Linked DNA regions of Homo sapiens: region 1 is linked to region 2. A link is a contact called in ENCODE Hi-C or POLR2A ChIA-PET data. All regions are on one chromosome and are shown on one strand. Each heading gives the region's core, a stretch centred on a gene start or an enhancer-like site at or near the end of the contact. The rest is flanking DNA. Distances are from core to core; before and after follow the strand shown.

What was found. A loop is a pair of places that touch in the nucleus more often than their neighbours do. ChIA-PET counts read pairs that join two places held with the same protein, here RNA polymerase II (POLR2A). Pooled maps may share reads with other maps.
Region 1: a pooled map shows a loop between it and region 2 (3-fold over the local background). The contact joins the enhancer-like site here to the promoter of EXOSC10-AS1 in region 2. A Hi-C loop is called at or near these places in 2 of 50 pooled maps. POLR2A ChIA-PET finds 5 or more read pairs at or near these places in 3 of 52 experiments (PC-9, activated B cell and activated CD4-positive, alpha-beta T cell).

What each region holds. Positions count from the first base shown.
Region 1 is chr1:10,984,494-10,988,284 of GRCh38, forward strand. No RefSeq gene overlaps it. Among named protein-coding and RNA genes, the nearest start is that of CIROZ, 4.3 kb to the left of the region's middle. Within about 2 kb of position 2,083, at least 2 of the 41 ENCODE cell types and tissues checked have a DNase peak (open chromatin) inside an H3K27ac peak, as active enhancers do.
Region 2 is chr1:11,097,806-11,101,761 of GRCh38, forward strand. EXOSC10-AS1 (EXOSC10 antisense RNA 1) reads left to right here and starts at 1,870. Exons shown (of 2, transcript NR_135062.1): 1 at 1,870-2,009. It overlaps EXOSC10 (exosome component 10), which reads right to left and starts at 2,064. Exons shown (of 25, transcript NM_001001998.3): 1 at 1,916-2,064; 2 at 215-351. The coding sequence starts at 2,026. RefSeq lists enhancers at 1,230-1,792, 1,444-1,503, 1,793-2,353 and a silencer at 1,405-1,606.

The DNA of each region.
Region 1 (3,791 bases), core at 833-3,332, 110 kb before region 2:
GGATTAAGGGCCAGCCTAATCCAGTATGACCTCACTTAACTTGATTGCATCAGCAAAGACCCTATTTCTAAATAAGGTCACATTCCCACATATCTGGGATTTGGCTTTTTTTTTTTTCTTTGAGACAGGGTCCTACTCTGTCACCCAGGCATGAGTGCAATGGTGCAATCACGGTTCACTGCAGCCTCGACCTCCTGGGTTCAAGCAATCCTCCTGTTTCAGCCTCCTGAGTAACTGAGAATACAGGCACACACCACCATGCTTGGATGATTTTTAAATTTTTTCTAGAGACAAAAGAGACCAGAGGGAACAGCCACGGTGGCTCACGCCTGTAATCCCAGCACATTGGGAGGCTGAGGTGGGCAGATCACTTGAGGTCAGGAGTTTGAGGCCAGCCTGGCCAACATGGTGAAACCCCATCTCTACTAAAAATACAAAAATTAGCCAGGCATCATGGCGCATATCACTCATTCTAGCTACTCGGGAGGTTGAGGCACGAGAATCACTTGAACCCAGGAGGCAGAGGTTGCAGTGAGCTGAGATCACACCACTGCACTCCAGCCCGGGCGACAGAGCAAGACCCTATCTCAAAAAACAAACAAACAAGAGACAGAGACCAGAGGTCTCTGAGATGGGGTCCGTACGAAAGATACCACTACGTTGTCCAGGCTGGTCTCAAACTTCTAGGCTCAAGTGATTCTCCTGCCTCAGGCTTCCAGAGTGCTGAGATTACAGGTGTGAGCCACTGCACCCAGCCTGTTTCTCTTTTTCTTTTCTTTTTTTGAGACGGAGTTTCACTCTGTCACCCAGGCTGGAGTGCAGTGGCACGATCTCTGCTCACTGCAACCTCCACCTCCCAGGTTCAAGCAATTCTCTGCCTCATCCTCCCGAGTAGCTGGGATTACAGGCACCTGCCACCACGCCTGGCTAATTTTTTGTATTTTTAGTAGAGGCGGGGTTTCACCATCTTGGCCAGGCTGAACTTAAATTCCTGACCTCGAGATCCACCCGCCTCAGCCTCCCAAAGTGCTGGGATTACAAGCGTGAGCCACCACACCCAGCCCTGTTTCTCTTTTTAACTCATCTTTTTGTTGACCAACTTTTCCTTTAATCCCAAATTGCTCGGGATTTATCATGAGCCGCCTAAGAAGACATGGAGTTGGAAGTGGAGACCCAGAGTGGTGCATGGAAGCTGGTTGTCACCAGGATCTGTTCACGCTCAGGTGAAAGGCCCTCATCACACCAAACAGAAGCAGGCAGGATCAGAACACACAGCTGGTGAAACCCTCACGGGCCCTGGAGGAGGCCCAGATGCCCTGGCCCACTTCATAAGGCCTCAAACAGAAACGCCAAAGCCAGGGCAAACATCACTGGTACACAGCTCACTCAGAGAACCTGCAAGGACCACCCTGGAGCTGTTGTTTAAATCTTAAAAAGAGAAGAAGAAACAGGAATTGAAAAACAGGTTTTCTTTCCTAATCTGATACCCTAAACCCCATTCCTCCTACACACACACGCACACACCTATAAACATAGCCACAGACATCTCTACACACACACCCTGAAACCCACCTACACACACAACCCTATACAAAACTCTTAGCATATGCCCCACACACTCCTAGAAATGCGCGCGCACACACACACACGCAGTAGGGGCTCCCGTCTTAGATATTTTTAGAGAAAGCAATTTCATTGGGGTCTTTCCAGTGGAGCTCAAATTTCATTTCTCCATTTGGGAAAATCACATTTTCAAAATAGCTTTCTTTTTTTTTTTTTTTTGAGACAGTCTCGCTCTGTCACCCAGGCTGGAGTGCAGTGATGCAATCTCAGCTCACTGCAACCTCTGCCTCCCGGGTTTAAGTGATTCTCCTGCCTCAGCCTCCTGAGTAGCTGGGACCACAGGCGTGCGTCATCAAGCCTGGCTCATTTTTTTGTGTGTGTTTTTAGTAGAGTCGGTGTTTCACCGTGTTAGCCAGGATGGTCTTGATCTCCTGACCTCGTGATCCACCCGTCTCAGCCTCCCAAAGTGCTGGGATTACAGGCGTGAGCCACCGCGCCCGGTCAAGAGTAGCTTTTATGCAATAGTTGGAAGCCGTGAGAATTGGCCAAGTCAGCCCCAGCACGGTTTTCCCCATGGTTTTCTTATTAACACCTTCCTTCTCTTGCAAATACCCACTGAGCTGGTTTTTCAAAAGCAGAAACCACTGACCCACTCACTGGTCTCCTTTGATACTTAGAGGTTAACGATTACTAAAAATATACATATTGATTCCAACTGCCAAGCTTCCCAGGCCTTTTCAGGATGTCCATCTTGCTGAGATCTGGCACCATTACTTACCACTTTTATGAGGAGGAAACCAACATTTAACCAAACTATTACCAGGCTTGCTGAAGTTCCTCCTGATCAGTCAGTTACAAACACACAAAATAACTAGATACTTGGTTGCCTGAGAGGCAGAAGGTGAATGGGCAATGCAGCCTGTTGGTGAAACACGGTCTTTTTTGCTCTATTAGAATCATGAGACCGGGCGCGGTGGCTCACGCCTGTAATCCCAGCACTTTGGGAGGCCACAGCAGGTGGATCACCTGAGGTCGGGAGTTTGAGACCAGCCTGGCCAACATGGAGAAACCCCACCTCTACTAAAAACACAAAAATTAGCCAGACATGGTGGCGGGCGCCTGTAATTCCAGCTACTTGGGAGGCTGAGGTGCAAGAATCGCTTGAACCAGGGAGGCGGAGGTTGCATTGAGCCGAGATTGTGCCACTGCACTCCAGCCTGGGCGACAGAGCAAGAGACCCTGTCTGAAAAAAAAGAAAGAAAGAAAGAGAGAAAGAAAGAGAGAAAGAGAGAAAGAGAAAGAGAAAGAAAGAAAGAAAGAAAGGAAAGAAAGAAAGAGAAAGAAAGAAAAGAAAGAAAGAAAGAAAGGAAGGAAGGAAGGAAGGAAGGAAGGAAGGAAGGAAGGAAGAAAGAAAGAAAGAAAGAAAGAAAGAAAGAAAGAAAGAAAGAAAGAAAGAAAGAAAGAAAGAAAGAAAGAAGCAGCATGATTCAGGCCGGGCACGATGGCTCACACCTGTAATCGCAGCAGGATTTGTTGAGCCTAGTAGTTCAAGAGCAGCCTGGGCGATAAAGTGAGACCTCTGTCCCTACAAAAAAAAAAAAAAAACTAACCAAGCATGGTAGTACTTGCCTATGGTCCCAGCTATTGGAGAGGCTGATGTGGCTGAGGCAGGAGGATCACTTGATCCCAGGAGGTTGAGGCTGCAGTGAGCCATGATCATACCACTGCACTCCAGCCTGGGCAGCAGAGCAAGATCCTGTCTCAAAAAAGCAATAAACAATAAATAAACGGGCAGGGTGGCTGTAGTCCCAGCTACTTGGGAAGCTGAGGCAGGAGGATCACTTGAGCCTGTGAGGTTAAGTCTACAGTGAGCCATGATCAAACCACTGTAATCCAGCCTGAGCAACAGAGTGAGACCCGTCAAAAAAAAGAAAAGTAAAGAGAGAAAGAGAGAAAGAGACAGAGAGGGAGAGAGAGAGAGAAAGAGAGAGAGAGAGAGAGGAAGGAAGGAAGGAAGGAAGGAAGGAAGGAAGGAAGGAAAGAAGGGAGGAAGGAAAGATTTAAACCATTCTAGAAGGGAAGTTCCCCTCTCCTGAACAGAATGCAAATCTTTGCCCATCCTTGCCCTGGAAGGAGAGCAGCCAACTTTTCTGCTGCTAAGAACTGCCATTAATGGGCTGGCCTCCTCTGAGTCAGCAGGGTGCTGAGTGCTTGACTTGAGCATCTCA
Region 2 (3,956 bases), core at 620-3,119:
TTCAGTACAAAAGTCAATACATTTTTTAAAGGCTAAACTAAAAATATACCAAGTAATATTTCCCTAATCAAAATCCATTGCTTCAATTTTCACATTTTATAGCTCTTCATACCACAGAAAATGTTTAAGGAAAAATAAATTTCAGGAAAAATTTATCTACTTCTTTGTTTTCATTTCTTTTCACTAACACAAGAAAACAAAGTACAGTACTTACCACTGAAGCAACCTGTCTCCCTGTGTTTCGCAAAATGCTTGGAAGCCAGGAAAACTTCGGTAAAAATCATACTCATCGCCAAACTGTGGTAGGCCCCCAGATGCCTTGGTGACTGCCACCACGGACCCAAGAGCAAACTGTCAAAAACAAGAAAAGATGGCATGTTTACACAGGGATCCCCATTCATTTGGTATGTCATTTTTTTGATCTATCGTATACAAGGTATCTACTCTTCATCCATCAAAAAAAGCACTCATTTAGTGCCAAACCCCAATCTAATCTAGGCCCTGAGAATACAATACTGAACAGGAAACCAAGTTTGGAGCTTATATTCTTGGGAGAGTTGAGAGACAGAATACATACGTATATAATCTGATTAATATTCACAAATACCTGGGGTTGAATCTTGACTCTGCTACGTATTAACTGAGATCTTGGACAAGTGATTGCTTTATTTGGACTTTAGTGTTCTCCTCTGAGAAACAGGAAAAATAAAAAGGGCCTGCACCACAGAGTTTTTGTGAGGACAGAATGAATAAGCTAATAAAAGCACTTAGGACAGTTCTTGGCACATAAGCGTTATTATTACGACTCAAGTTCAGATCCAAGAGCTTTCTACAGGAATTTGTTTTTGTGTTTTCATCTGGATGAGCATCTAAAAACAATACAAGCTTATCCTAGATCCTTGGACGACAAATTTATAACAGCTACTATCTAAAACTGGATTTGTGTTTATTGTTCAGTTAGTGTCAAGTGGTTCTCTATTTTAACTGTTGTGAGGTAACGAAAAAAAGCCGTGAAGTGACATAAATGATGGCTGATCATGTGAAGGCCTAAAACGTCATTGTGAGTTTTGTGAATAAACATTTCCCAAGAAAAAAGCAGAGAAAGGAGGTGGGAAATTAAGTCACGGAGGGGAACATGGTAGCTTATGAGCATGACCGCCACACAACCAGGACCACAGTTAGTGGTCCAGGAACTATTGAGAGCCATGTTAATGAATCAATAGCATTAGCTAACAGCAAATTAGATAAGATACAACGTTAGTGGAATTTCTGTAAATTTATAGGGTTAATTTACAAATTATTTTAGTTTCATTGCTTTGTAAGAGCTATGCACACCTTAAGCCTAGTTGTACGTTTGCTCATATTTAAGCTAAGTTATACAAAGATCTTAAGTGAACGCCCTGTATACCTTCCAGGAGTTACTAATAAACGTGCAATGGGGCTTTAACAGGTGACATTTAACTCAGGGTTAAAAATTATGTAGGACTGGACTTCAGAAACAGAGGAAGAGAAGGGCCATACTGGCCGCGGGAGGAGACAACTCCAGGCAAGTGTGGGGAGCGCGAAGAAGCCGAGCCCCTGCGGAGAGCTGGTCGGGTGGCTAGGGCGTGGCGAGCGCGACGTCGCAAGGGCTAGGGACGTCTGGGTGGCAAGGAAGCCTTTCCCAGGATGCGAGACGGCTTTCCACATTTGGGCCTCCATGGACTTAGGCTCGCAAGCGGGACGCCCCTCAGTGTCCGTTTCCGAGGCCCCATCCCCGGAGGGTGCAGGAGAGTCTGCGCCCAGCGCGGACAGGGGCCCCGCGACCCTCGCTCGGGCTCCACTACGGCGGGCGGGCATTGGCTGCCCAGAGGGCCCAGTCGGCTTCCGGCGGCCGCGGGCGACTCCTGGTACCCCCGAGGCCCCGCGAACTCACCTTCACAAAGCTGTCGGCGTCCGGGAAGCCTGGCAGCACCATCTCTCCGTCGGATTTGGTTGCGCTGGTCGCCGACAGGACCCTGGGCTCCCGGGTACTGGGTGGCGCCATTTTTTCAGCCTGCACGGCTCGTCTCGCGAGAGCTTGTCGGCCGAGGAGACGGGACGCGTGCGCACCACGCATGCGCCAGGTCGAAGCGGCGGGCGGGGCGTCTGATTATAGTGTGGGGAGCCTGCGATTGGGGTGGGGCGCCTGCGATTAGGTTGGGAAGCCTGCGTTTAGGGTGGGGCACCTGCGATTAGGTTGGGAAGCCTGCGATTAGGTTGGGAAGCCTGCGATTAGGGTGGCACTTTCGAGCGCTCTGGTGTGAATTTCACGTTCTTTTACCTCATATTGTATCATCCCAACAACCCTGTGATCTAGGGTGCGGCCTGGAGGACCTGACTATCACATATATTTTTGACACGAGGTTTGCCCAATCTGGTTTCGAACTCTTGGGCTCAAGAGATCCTCCCACCTTAGCCTGCGAAGTAGCAGGGACCCCAGGCGAGGGCCACGATCCCCGCTTATCCTCGTGTTTATTTAAAAATTTAAAAAACAAACAAACCGGGATTACCGGGAGTGGTGGTGCGCATCTGTAGTCCCAGCTGCTCGGGAGGCTGAGGTGGGATGGTTGCTTGAGCCGAGGAGGTGGAGGCTCCACTGCACTCCAGCCGGGGTGACAGGATGAAACCCTGTCTCAAAAATTTCTTTTTAAGGTTATGTTTTTGAGGCTGGGCGCCGTGACTCACACCTGTAATCCCAGCACTTTAGGAGGCCGAGGCGGGTGGATCACCTGAGGTCGGGAGTTGGAGACCAGCCTGGCCAACATGGTGAAACTCTGTCTATACTAAAAACACAAAAATTAGTCGGGCGTGGTGGCACATGCCTGTAATCCCAGCTACTCGGGAGGCTGAGGCTTGAGCCCGGGAGGTGGAGGTTACAGTGAGCCGAGATCGAACCACTGCATTCCAGCCTGGGCAACAGAGTGAGACCTTGTCACAAACAAACAAAAAAAACCATGTTTTTGGGACAAAGTTTCACTCTTGCTCTCCCAAAGTGCTGGGATTACAGATACGAGTCATCAGCGTGCAGCCTATTTTTATTTTTATTTTTTTTGAGATGGAGTCTCACTCTGTTGCCCAGGCTGGAGTGCAGTGACGCAATCTTGGCTCACTGCAACCTCCCGCCTCCCGGGTTCAACGAATTCTCTTGCCTCAGCCTCCCGAGTAGCTGGGATTACAGGCGTGCACCACCACGCTCGGCTAATTTTTTTCGTATTTTTAGTAGAAACGGGGTTTCACCATATTGGCCAGGCTGGTCTCGAACTCCTCACCTTGTGATCCTCCCGCCTCGACCTCCCAGAGTGCTGGGATTACAGGCGGAGCCACCGTGCCTGCCCTGTTTATTTTTTTTTTTTGAGACAGAGTCTCACTCTGCTGCCCAGGCTGGAGTGCAGTGGTGCAATCTCAGCTCACTGCAACCTCCGCTTCCTAGGTTCAAGTAGCTGGGATTACAGGCGTGTGCCACAATGCCCGGCTAATTTTTTTTTTTTTTTTGTATTTTTAGTAGAGATGGGGTTTCACCATGTTGGCCAGGCTGGTCTTGAACTCCTGACCTCAAGTGATCCACCTGCTTTGGCCTCCCGAAGTGCTGGGATTACAGGTGTGCGCCACCAGCGCCTGGCTTATTTTTTTTAGACTGCATCTTACCAACCTGGTCTCGAACTCCTGGGCTGAAGCCGTCCTCCCACCTCACTGGGATTACAGGCAGGAACCACTGTGCCCGGCCCAGCCTCATATTTAAAGTCACCTCCTCCCAAGCTCTGGCTGGTTCTGTGTTCCCCTCACCCATTTGGTCTTGACTCCTGTAATTAATTACACCTCCCCTGCCCCCTGGATCTATCTTTTCCCTCTCTATTGGTTCATTCCTAACAGCCTACAAGTACACTGACATCTTTCCCAACTAAAAGAGAAAAGGAAAAAACACTGGCTCCCACATC